2 separate regions of the Homo sapiens genome follow, and region 1 is linked to region 2. The links are chromatin contacts, found by Hi-C or POLR2A ChIA-PET in ENCODE. All regions are on one chromosome and are shown on one strand. Each heading gives the region's core, a stretch centred on a gene start or an enhancer-like site at or near the end of the contact. The rest is flanking DNA. Distances are from core to core; before and after follow the strand shown.

Region 1 (5,313 bases), core at 2,145-4,644, 95 kb after region 2:
TGGGGGGGGTGTCACTTTGAAAATATGTTGCTTTTTCTCCTGATTGTATTGAGGCTGATATGGAAGGGTTATTTCTTTCTGGCCAATACTTTTTGGTATTTCTAAATATTGCAATCTTGATTTTTACTATTAAATTTGTTAATTGTCAGTTCTGGCTTTTTTGCATAAAGAGTTGGTCCATTAACTTGCCAATTTGAAGCTTCTAACTAGATATTCCCTACTGAAAGTTTTGGATTTGTTTTTAGTTTGTGGAGCAGTCTTAGCTGGGGACAGGTAATTGACAACGGCAGAGATACTTTCTTTTCCTAGGATTCTAAGTCTGTAATCCACATCCTCAATGTATTCACAGGACTTTAAAATTCTCTCCAAATGAGGAAGGAAATATCCTGTTGCTTTCTAATGTTTACTAAAAGTTGTGTTTAGAACAACAGATTTTAATAGGCATCTTCCTTTGTTATGTGTCATTAGCCCTTTGCCCGTTTACCTTAGGGCTCTTTGAAGGAGAAATGGATGGGAGAAAACCTGTCACTTGGCGAAAGTAAAAGGGATAATTAACTGGCTCAGAGCTTATGTGCAGAGTTCCAAGCCCCAAAGTTAATCTAGAACCACTCGATAACACCAATAAAAATATTTATTTCACATCTGTTATATATCTGGAAAATGTTCTAAGCATCTTACACATATTTCTCATTAAATCCACAGGTGACCATTGTGAGGTAGATATTTTGTTCTAATTTTCCAGATGAGGAAGCTGAGACCCTAAAAGGTTAGGTGACAGGTTATACAACTTGGAGTGTGGGAGGAGGAGAGAGGAACCTGAACAGGGCAAGTTGGGGATCTGACTTTTGTTTGGGTAGATGTAGGCACATTGTATTTTTGGCTTAGATGCTTTATTCATCATGGCTGAAGGTAATACCATTTACTCACTCACCGAAAATTGTTTACAATAATCTAGATGAATTTGCTGTCTTTGGACATCTGTCTTTTGACTGGACCCCAGTATATAGTCTGTGGAAGCTCACTTAAGGAGAGAGCTCCTTTTTGTTTGGTTAGAGAAATTTTCTGTCCTAAAAGTAGAAATAGCCCCTTCTAGGTAAGGATGGAGCATTTGATCATACTGGTTTCATTATATTCCTCTAACAGTTGGAACCGATTGTTTTTGAGTACTTGTTTCAAACTTCTGAGTATTTTCCTTCTGGAAAATAGCTCAGTGTTTAAAATTTACATGAACTTAAAAGGTTAATTTTTTTTTAAAGAATGTTTGAGGAGCAATCAATTCTGATTTTGTCTTATGGATAGAAATAGAATTAGCCATTTTCCTCAAGAAAAGTGATTCTTCTGAATCTTAGCTTTTCAGTAATGAGAACTGGACTGTTTCCACTTGACCTCTATTTCCTGTTAGTGGGAAACCGCTTCCCAGAGGTGCTGTGTGAAAGATTGCTGGGGAAAGGGTTTCTAGATCCCAGCATAACAAGTTCAAGAGTCCAGCGATATTGTCATTAGAATAATGGTCTTCATTAAGTACTAGTTTTCATAATCCTGAAGCTTCATTTTCACCAATTTGAAAGGCAGCTAGGGAGGAGAAGACTATGCAGGGAAGGAGGAAAACTCTGGAGTGCATCACAGAGACCTTGAGTGAGTTAAGGCAGGGAAGAAGCAGATTTGCTATCCACTGAATGAAAATAAGAAGAATTCCATTGTCCAAGGTCAGAGCAAGAACACAAAGGTTTTAGTTTACTTAGTTAATTCCTTAGGTTTGGACATTACAGGAGACATGGGGGTGACCATAGCAATTTAGCTGATAAATGTATCAGAAACTCTTTCATCATTTTCTGTCCCCTCCTATCTTAGGCTGACCGGTTCCCTGATGTGTTACCTGCTTCTGCTACTGATCCAAACTGCAGAACTTCTCATTCATCCCCAAGGCCTCCAGGCAGTATCCAATGGGGAATCAGCTCTAAAAGGAACCAGACCAACGTTTTCCAGCCCCTTCATTCTGGTGACTGAGGGGAGGAAAGAATGGGAGGGGGTATTCTTGTCTAGTGGATGGAAAGGAAACACACTGTCAAATTACTATATCTCCTTGGTTTTCTATTACAGTAGAATTCTCCAGCCATATTTTTATTGTCTATGGGGGAAGTTGGAGATGGTGACCTTGATTAGAAGTGTCTGGAGGGGGATAAATGGAGGGGATAAGATTCAGTTGGTTTTGGAAAATGTTAAAGTCTTAAAATAATGCGTCCATCTGAAGAATTTTTTCTAAAACCAGAGTTTATAAAAATATCACTGATACAGCCTGCCCCCTCATTTCCCTGCCACAGGAGATGTCTTGGACTAGAGACACTTGTTTAATAATAGCTTGTCTCTGATATTCCCAGTAGCTTCCCTCTGTGTGAGGAAAGGATAGAAATGTTCAGGACATCATCATACAGGCTCCTCATCTACAAAGTTCCAGTAGCAGTGACGCCTACACGGAAGACTTGGAACTGCAAACAGGCTGGGGTCACCTCAGTGACATCTGACGCTGTCCAACCAGAAGTTCGATTTTTGTTCTGGGGGTGAAGGAGGAAACAGACTGTACTAAAGGACTAAAATAATTTGTCTATACTATCTCACTTGTTTTTATTTTTGGCGGGAGAGGAGGGGTGTTGGGATAGAATTTCACATCCTATCTTGGAGTGAAGGGGAGGATGGGGAGGCTCAGCCCTTCACCCAAGAATAACCCAGTAATGACATCTCTACGCGTGGGAAGTGTTTCCCTCCACACTGAGAGGATCTGAGGCTGCACCCCAGTGGGATTCCCTGCTTGAGTTGGAAGGCCATCTCGCCATGAGATGCATATCATAGCGAGAGCGCAGAGGGCTTAGCCGGCCGGGGAGGAAATGCCAAAAGGAAGAGAGGCTCGAAGTCGAAAGGGCTTCCCCCAGTTTGGAGGTGGGGACCATGCTGTGCATGAGCGACTGAAGAGCCGAGTGTCCGCCGTGGCCTGTGCCCTCCGCTGAGGGTCTAACAGGGACGCGACGGTGCTGGACACCGTGTCTGAGTCACGGGAGACGGCCCAGCTGTGCCCAGCGGGCCAGCGCCAGACCCTGGCGTCCTCCATCTTCTCTCCTGAGCTCCCCCTGCTCCAGCTGCCTGAGCCACGGACCGCAGCACCACACACCCCCGCGGGGGGGGACGCCGCGCCCCATCCCCGCCCCGGGCCCCACCCCAGCCCCCCCGCGGGGGCCCTGACCCCACCGCCAGCGGGCACTGGCTGAGCTCCGAGGCGGCGAGCCGGCAGCGGGGACGCCCAGAGGGGGTCCGGGCGACTGGGGGCGGCGGCGGCCGGGCCGGGGCTCCCCCCCCGCCCGCGCTCGCCGCCGCGGTGGTGCGTCCCGGAGGTTACCGGAAGTGGCCGCGCTCGGCGCTGCCATGTTGAGGAGCCGCCGCTGCCGTTGCCGCCGCCGCCGCCGCCGCTTTGTTGTCGCCTCCTCCGGCTGAGGAGGCTCCCCGAGCGGGGGGAGTGGGGAGGAGGGGGGTCGGCCGCCGCAGCCATGGAGGCCAACTGGACCGCGTTCCTGTTCCAGGTACTGGGGGCCCCCCCGGGGGGGCACGGGGGGGACAGGGGGGCCGGGCCCCGGGCTGGCGGGCGGGCGGGCGCTCCTCCTCCCCTCCCTCCCGGCTCCGCTCTCCGGCCCGGCCTTAATCCCCCTTTGTTTTTCCGCCCGCCCGCCCCGGCGAAGCGGGGCTGCTGAGGTGAAAGGAGGCGGCCTCACGGGGTGCGGGGGAGATAGCAGGCCGCGGGGTGAACCCGGGGGCCCCCCAGCACACACACGCACACACACACACTCACACACACCCTTCCCTCTCGCTCTGAAGGGGAAGGGAGGAGGCCGGTCGCTGTCACCACCCCGCGGCCCAGAGAAAGGAGGGCGCCGGGCCGCTGGATAGCGCGGGCTGCTGGGCCATTGCGTGCCGGCCCGGTCCCCCACGGTGGGGTGAGGAGGTCCCCAGGTCCTGCCCTGAGTCTCCTCCCCGCCACTTCATCCATCTTTCGCTTGTTCTCTTTTCACCTTCCTCGTCTTTTTGTGTGTGTGCGTGCGTGTGTTGACTTTCTGACCCCCTCCCGTGTCCCCGCGAATAGCGGGTATCCCCAGGTTCCCCGCCACTCCCCCTCACCGCCACCACCCCTCTCGTGTTTACCCAGTTGGGGGGGCGGATGTTGTGAGTGTGTATCCCCTCCCCAAACTTTTTCACTGGATTTACATTTTTTTTTCCCAAGTCTCAGCCGAGCCTTGGCAGCTGACACCTTCTCCCTCTGTCCAGCTCTCCCGCCGTCCCATTCAGCCTGGGGAATCCCCCAGCCGGGCCGGCCCGGGGCAGGCGGGGAGCGGTGGGGGCCGGGACTCCTGGAGGCCCGACCTTCTCCCGAAGCGCTTTTCTTTCTCGCCCACCTCGAACGTTTCCTCCAACCAAGTGGAGAGAGCAAACAAAGTCCGCTTACAAAGCCCCCAGATGAGTCACTCTCTGGGATGTTGGTCTTCGCTTTTTTGCAAGAAACTTGAAAGTGACTGTAGCCGATGTGTTTTGGCAATTCTCTTGCCCGCCCACTTTAGATGGGGGACCCCTGTTTGGCAGATCTAGGCTGGAACTTATTTTTTTCCTACTTCGTTTCTGTTTGCAAAACGAAGCATTCAGTGGGCAGTAGCGATGAGCTCACGGGGAAACTTCGGAACTGGAGGAGGTTAGGAAGCTCGTCACTTTTAAGTGCGTTCTTCCCGCCTCTCTGAGTTATTTTCCTTTGAATACTTCGTGAAATCCCAAACGCGTAGCTGGGGCGCTTGATACCTTTTGAAACTAACAGGAACGGATGCAGAATTTTCAAAAAATTATTCTCCCAGCCACTGGATTCATCCTAGTGGAGTTAATATAGAGAATTGGATAACTCAGAAATTACCTACTGTGTAGACTGGCCTGTTGTTTTAAGACATATTTTTTCAAATGTGGGCAATTTGATCTTTAAGTAGTTATGGAAATATATTTGGGCTTCTTAAAATCTAAAATACCCAACATTATGGAATTCATGAACTTCCCCCTTTTCTCATTCTGATCAGTGTTGTTTTATTGTACTTTGATGAGCTTGCTAATAATGTGATAAACCAACTTGAAAATGCATTGGAAAAGAAATGATATATAACTAGCATGCATCCAGGTTGGTGTAAAGGTGGCAAATACTTTCCCCAGAAAAAAGCTCAAATGGTTATTTTAAAATATGGGATTGATGTGCCACTGAAGTGATTTTCGTGTGATTAAAAACCATATTAAGCATGG
Region 2 (4,866 bases), core at 850-3,349:
ACCCCTAAAAGCACCCCTCTGTGGCCCAGCCCAATGGACAAGAGATGCTGTCATTCCAGCTCTATCTGATGGAAGGCTACACAGGAGGCTGCCTGCTCAAGGACATATCCTTGGTATCATTCCAGGCCACCTTGATCTCGGAGTTCACAATAGCCTGTGGGCTAGATGGCTGAAAGGGAAAACAGAACTCACCACCACCATTTCAGCCTGCACCACATGCAGAGAATGCACACATGCCAGCTGCCAGCCAGGCAGCCCTTGACCGCATCCAAGGCCCCTTCATCTAGATAGCACTGCCAAACTAAGCAGGGCTGGTTCCACTTCGGCAGAAACTGGCAGAGCAAAGAGGTAGTAGACCAGCACCCTCTGCCCCCACATTCTGGAGAGGAAAAGTCAGAGCCTCAACTGGAGTCTGTGAGCACCATGTGGTGCTGAGGAAAGATTCGGAGAACCCTGTTCAAGGAATGACTAGTTACGTGACCTTGGGCAAATCAACATCTTCATTTTAAATACTAATGGTTGAAATGAGATAAATGGGGTAAACTCAAATGGGTCTGAGCAAAGGTACAACAGCAGCACAGGGAGAAAGGTTCTTACATTATAAGGCTCTGTATAAGTGAAGAAAAACTAGTGTCACCTGGTGGCCTATTCCAGGTTACCACTCAGAAGGGGGCACTGTTTACAAACCCAGGGGTGGGGGTGGGGCCTGGTTAGACAGCAAAGTGAAAGTATGAAATTGGCACCATTTTGCCTGCAAGCTCACCTGCTCCACTGCCTCATTCCCAAAGTCCAAAGGAGCAACTTTGTTACAGTAATTAAAAGCCACCTTACTCTCCAGGAAAGAGCCTGCGGTTACATAATATTGGTCTTACGACTACAATGGCCCCCCAGGCATCTGAGAGAGGTGAAGCCCAACCCCTACCACCCCTGTCCAAGGTGCCGGTAAGCAAAGCACAGGAAGGTGTCCAGCCTAGCCCCTCCCTCCTTGGGAAAAAGCAAGGGACCTGGGCCTCCAGATAGGAGGAAGATGGCCAGAGGGCCCCAGGCCAGCAGCCTCAGTCACGAGCCAAGGCTCCTGTGAAAAGCACAAAGGGCACCCCAGGACAGCTCCCATCCTCTATTCCTGGTTTTGCAACCAAAAAAAAAGGCTAAATCTCCGAATGACACGGACCACCATCCCCACCCGCCAATACACACACACTTCTACTTCCCTCTTCGGGCTCTCCAAGTGGGCCGTATCCCTCCACTATCCCATCCTCCAGAGCGCTGCGGTCCCGAAGGGCAGCACCTGGGGAACGAGGAAGCATCCTCCTTCCCCCCGACCTCCCGCCCGCGCCGCCGGCCAGGTCCGCAGGCCCCGGCCGGTCGGCCGCCCTCCCCCACCCGGCCTGGAACAGCGCCGGAGTGACTGGGCGTCCTCGCTGCAGGAAGGACGCCCCAGAGGGTGGCGGTGGCGGCAGGAGGAGCCGCGTCACGCCCGAGCCCTCTCCACCCCCTCTTCCCCGGCCCCTGACATCAGGGGCCTCCACGCAGCGCAGAGAGACTCCCGGGGGCGGGGGCAGCGGCAGCTCCGCAGCCCGGGCCTCCAGCAGCGCCACGAGGGTGGCCGGGGCAAAGGGTGGCGCAGCCCGGGCTGCGCCGAGAGGGAGGGGCGGCGGGGGCGCGCTGCGCTGCCCGGACCGTCAACGCCAAGGGCTGCGGGGCCAGCCCTGTTCCAGGCCTTGGGGCCGGCTAAGGAGGCCGCAGGGCCACCGCGGCGAGGGCCGGGTCGTGTAGAGTCGCACGCGACGGACACAGGCCCGCCACCCGGGGGACGCCCCCACCCACCGCTCACCTTCACGGAGGCGAGTCCGCACTGGGCCCTGGGGAGGAGCGATGGCCCGAGGCAGAGCACAGGCAGGGGCGGTGTTCCCTGGGCTCCTCCTGCAGCTGCAGCAGCCGCCGCCGCCGCGGTCTCCGGCTCCCGCAGCCCGAGGCCGATCGCTCCCTGCCGCGGTCCGCCCTTGGAGTTTCGCCGGCCGCCCGCGCTCCGCCTCACGCCGCCCGCCCGCCCGCCCGCTCCGCACTGGCGCCTCACAGCTCCGCTCCGCTCTGCCGCTGAGCGCGGCCGACGCGCGGCCCCCGCTGAAATAGTGCCCCGCCCCCGCCCCCCCGCCGCGCGCGCCGCCGTCCGCGCTCCCCATTGGCTGAGCCCGCCCGGCCCCGCACTGCGGGCTTCTCCCCGCGCCGCTCTCGCCCCACATCTTGTTTCCTCCCACAATGCCTCGGGGCGGAGGGAGGGGGTGGGGAGGAGGAGCTGGAGCGGGTGGGGGAGGGAGCCGTGGCCTTAAGAAAGGAGAGGAATGCGGACCCCTCCCCCCGGGGCTGGAGAGGCCAGGCCTGAAAAGGAATAAAGAGACATGGTCCTGAGAGAGGAGGAGAGGGAAGGGTGTGGAGACCCCCAGTCCCAAGGAGAAAAAAGGGAGAGGGGGATGGAGATTTCAGACCCAGGGAACAGATGGGGCTGAGGTAGAGACCCCAACCTTAGAGAGGGGAGGAGATGAAGTCACCAGCCTCAGAGGAAAAGACAGGACACTCCCTCCTCCCGTATCTGTGAGAAAGAGAGGGACAGCCAGCCCTATGGAGAGGGAGAGGCATAGGAGCCCCAGGACTCCCTCCCCTCACCTTCCGGGAAGGTCCCTTCTTCCTCCTTTGTTCTTTGAGGCTGAAGGACCTAAACTCCCAGCTGGGCCCCCAGCCGGTATTTGTCTACAGGAGCAATGGAGACAGAGCCGAAGCAAAATTGATGGGGATGTGTCTTTGGTACGCAGGCCTCTGCTGTCCTTGCACATTTATGGCCTTGGGGTCCTGGGATGGGGGTGAGAGTGAGCGATTTCTTGTCGTCTGTCCCTGCCTGTCCAGGTAGACAAGGTTGGAGGAGAGTGAATAGAAGCCCCCAGAGGTGGTGCCTGTCAGAGCTGTGAGGAGCCTTCAAAAACCACCCATCCACACCCCTCACTTTATAAAGGAGAGAATCCAAGTACAGAGAGCCCTGCCAGATCCCGCAGGTCAGGCTTGACTTGCTTCTAGCTGAAAAGAGGTGCACCCAGGAAGCAGCCCCTCTGGAGGCTCAAGAGACTACTTCTGGGAGAGTGGGTGTGAACGTGCGCGTTGGGAGCCTGCCTGCCCTCACTCCATCCCACTCCCAGGAAAGATCCTCAGGCCTGCGGTTTTCTTTCTGGTCTGTTTTATACAGAAGTGTCTACCTCAAGGGCTGACGAGCCTTTATTGGGAACCAAGCATTTTGGCCATACAGTAGGGATTAAGAAGCTGCCGGGGATAGCTCCCACTCCCATCTTTTCCCCTTCGCCTCTCCAAACCATGGTCAGGAAGTCAGACTTGCCCTGGCCCTGGCCTGCTCTGGTTTGAAGCATCAAAAGTTAGTGTTCGTTATGTGTCAGGGGAAACCTGGAAAAATCATTCCCTCTGGTTACTGCTTTCCACAGTTCTGTCCTCTAACAACCTCAGTTGGGGGATTTCAGAGACCAGTTAAGGCCTGGGGTATCCCCTCACACTAAGGGTTTTCTGATGTCAGTCTTTGTGTTCATGAATGGGAGGCGTGGCCTCTATGGGAGGAAGGGAGGGAGACGAGGAAGGATGATTTATACACTTAGGGCTTGTGCGGGGCTAATCGCCTGGACTGCCTGGAGAAAGCGAAGCTAGTACCCCCTTTCTCCAACAGTCCTTAGTTTCCAGGCCCTTCCAGGGCCTGAAGGTCAGATCTGCCACGTATGGTTGCACAGGTCATTCACTGCGCAAGAGTATCCAACCGATGGAGCAAGCGGGTGCTAAAATACAGCCGGCACACTGCTTGCTAGCCTGTGTGTCACGGTACAAGCCAGTGTCCAACCAGAAGATGACTTCTTTCAAGTGTTCCCAAGGGTTACTATGAGCTAGCAGTGGCCCTTCAAAGGCCATGCTGCCAGGGCATAAATCCTCCCTCTCCCTGCTCCCCTTCCCTGAAGTATAATAGGGATAAGAGCTTGCTCATTTCCAGGCTGTGGTGTGGTGGACAGAAGGGCACGAAGAACTTCAACTAACAGAAGTCAGAGCCACGGGTTTTCACTTTTAGGAAATGTGAATATCAGTGCTCTTGTGTGTGTGTGTGTGTGTGTCAAGGACTAAACTGTAGAATAACAGGGAGATGTGTTAATAGTATGGTTTATAAATAATAATAAGTAATCCTCATGAATCCCTTGCTCTATGTCAGGCTCTATTCTAAGTGTTTTAAATGCAATGCGTTCCATTTAATCCCAGAAGCTGCCTTTTGAAGTGCATATATGACTATCACCCTGTACAGATGAGCAAACTACAGTTTAGAGAAGTTCAGTAACTGACCCAAGATTATCCAGTTTGTCAGCGGCAGGATTCAACTCCAGATTGTTTCCACTGCCTACAATCTTAGCCATTATACTATACTGCATCCTAACAGAGAAAAGAGGAGAGAAAGTGTAAAACAGAGTTTGGCCCTCTATCTAAATTATACCAGTATTCCTTAAACTTATCTGACTCCAAAGCCCTTTTTTTAATCCAAACATTTATTAACATCTCCAGGAACTACTATTCCACAGGACACAGTTTGGGAAACTTGTGATATACTAATTACTGCTATTTGTGTAAAATGCTTACTGTTCAGGATAATTACTATGCAACATAGTCACTGTTATAATTAATATGTTAGCTTAACTTGGTGAATGTTTTTATTTGATACAGCTACACTGTTTGTGATTGCCCAGTTTCCTGTTGCCCAGATAACATGGTCATGTCTTCTGACTTAAAAATCAAAATCAGACTATTGTTTTTGGCTCTTTGGTGGACCCCTTTCCA

The links. A loop is a pair of places that touch in the nucleus more often than their neighbours do. ChIA-PET counts read pairs that join two places held with the same protein, here RNA polymerase II (POLR2A). Pooled maps may share reads with other maps.
Region 1: a loop to region 2 is called in a map of CD8-positive, alpha-beta T cell, with 3 times the contacts of the local background. The contact joins the promoter of VEZF1 here to the promoter of DYNLL2 in region 2. A Hi-C loop is called at or near these places in 5 of 168 maps with a recorded cell type or tissue (CD4-positive, alpha-beta T cell, CD4-positive, alpha-beta memory T cell, CD8-positive, alpha-beta T cell and 2 more), 1 of 37 single-sample maps with no recorded cell type and 14 of 50 pooled maps. POLR2A ChIA-PET finds 5 or more read pairs at or near these places in 26 of 52 experiments (A549, A673, AG04450 and 21 more).

Annotation. Positions count from the first base shown.
Region 1 is chr17:57,986,335-57,991,647 of GRCh38, reverse strand. It overlaps VEZF1 (vascular endothelial zinc finger 1), which reads left to right and starts at 3,394. Exons shown (of 6, transcript NM_007146.3): 1 at 3,394-3,569. The coding sequence starts at 3,537. It overlaps LOC101929185 (a long non-coding RNA gene), which reads right to left and starts at 3,538. Exons shown (of 1, transcript XR_001752716.3): 1 at 614-3,538. It also overlaps a transcript of SRSF1 not described here. RefSeq lists enhancers at 2,792-2,931, 2,952-3,001 and silencers at 3,152-3,431, 3,502-3,981, 4,062-4,131.
Region 2 is chr17:58,080,652-58,085,517 of GRCh38, reverse strand. It overlaps DYNLL2 (dynein light chain LC8-type 2), which reads right to left and starts at 2,099. Exons shown (of 3, transcript NM_080677.3): 1 at 1,835-2,099. It overlaps DYNLL2-DT (DYNLL2 divergent transcript), which reads left to right and starts at 2,314. Exons shown (of 3, transcript NR_110809.1): 1 at 2,314-2,802; 2 at 2,902-4,866. RefSeq lists silencers at 1,310-1,439, 1,480-1,899, 1,940-1,999, 2,010-2,359 and an enhancer at 2,076-2,370.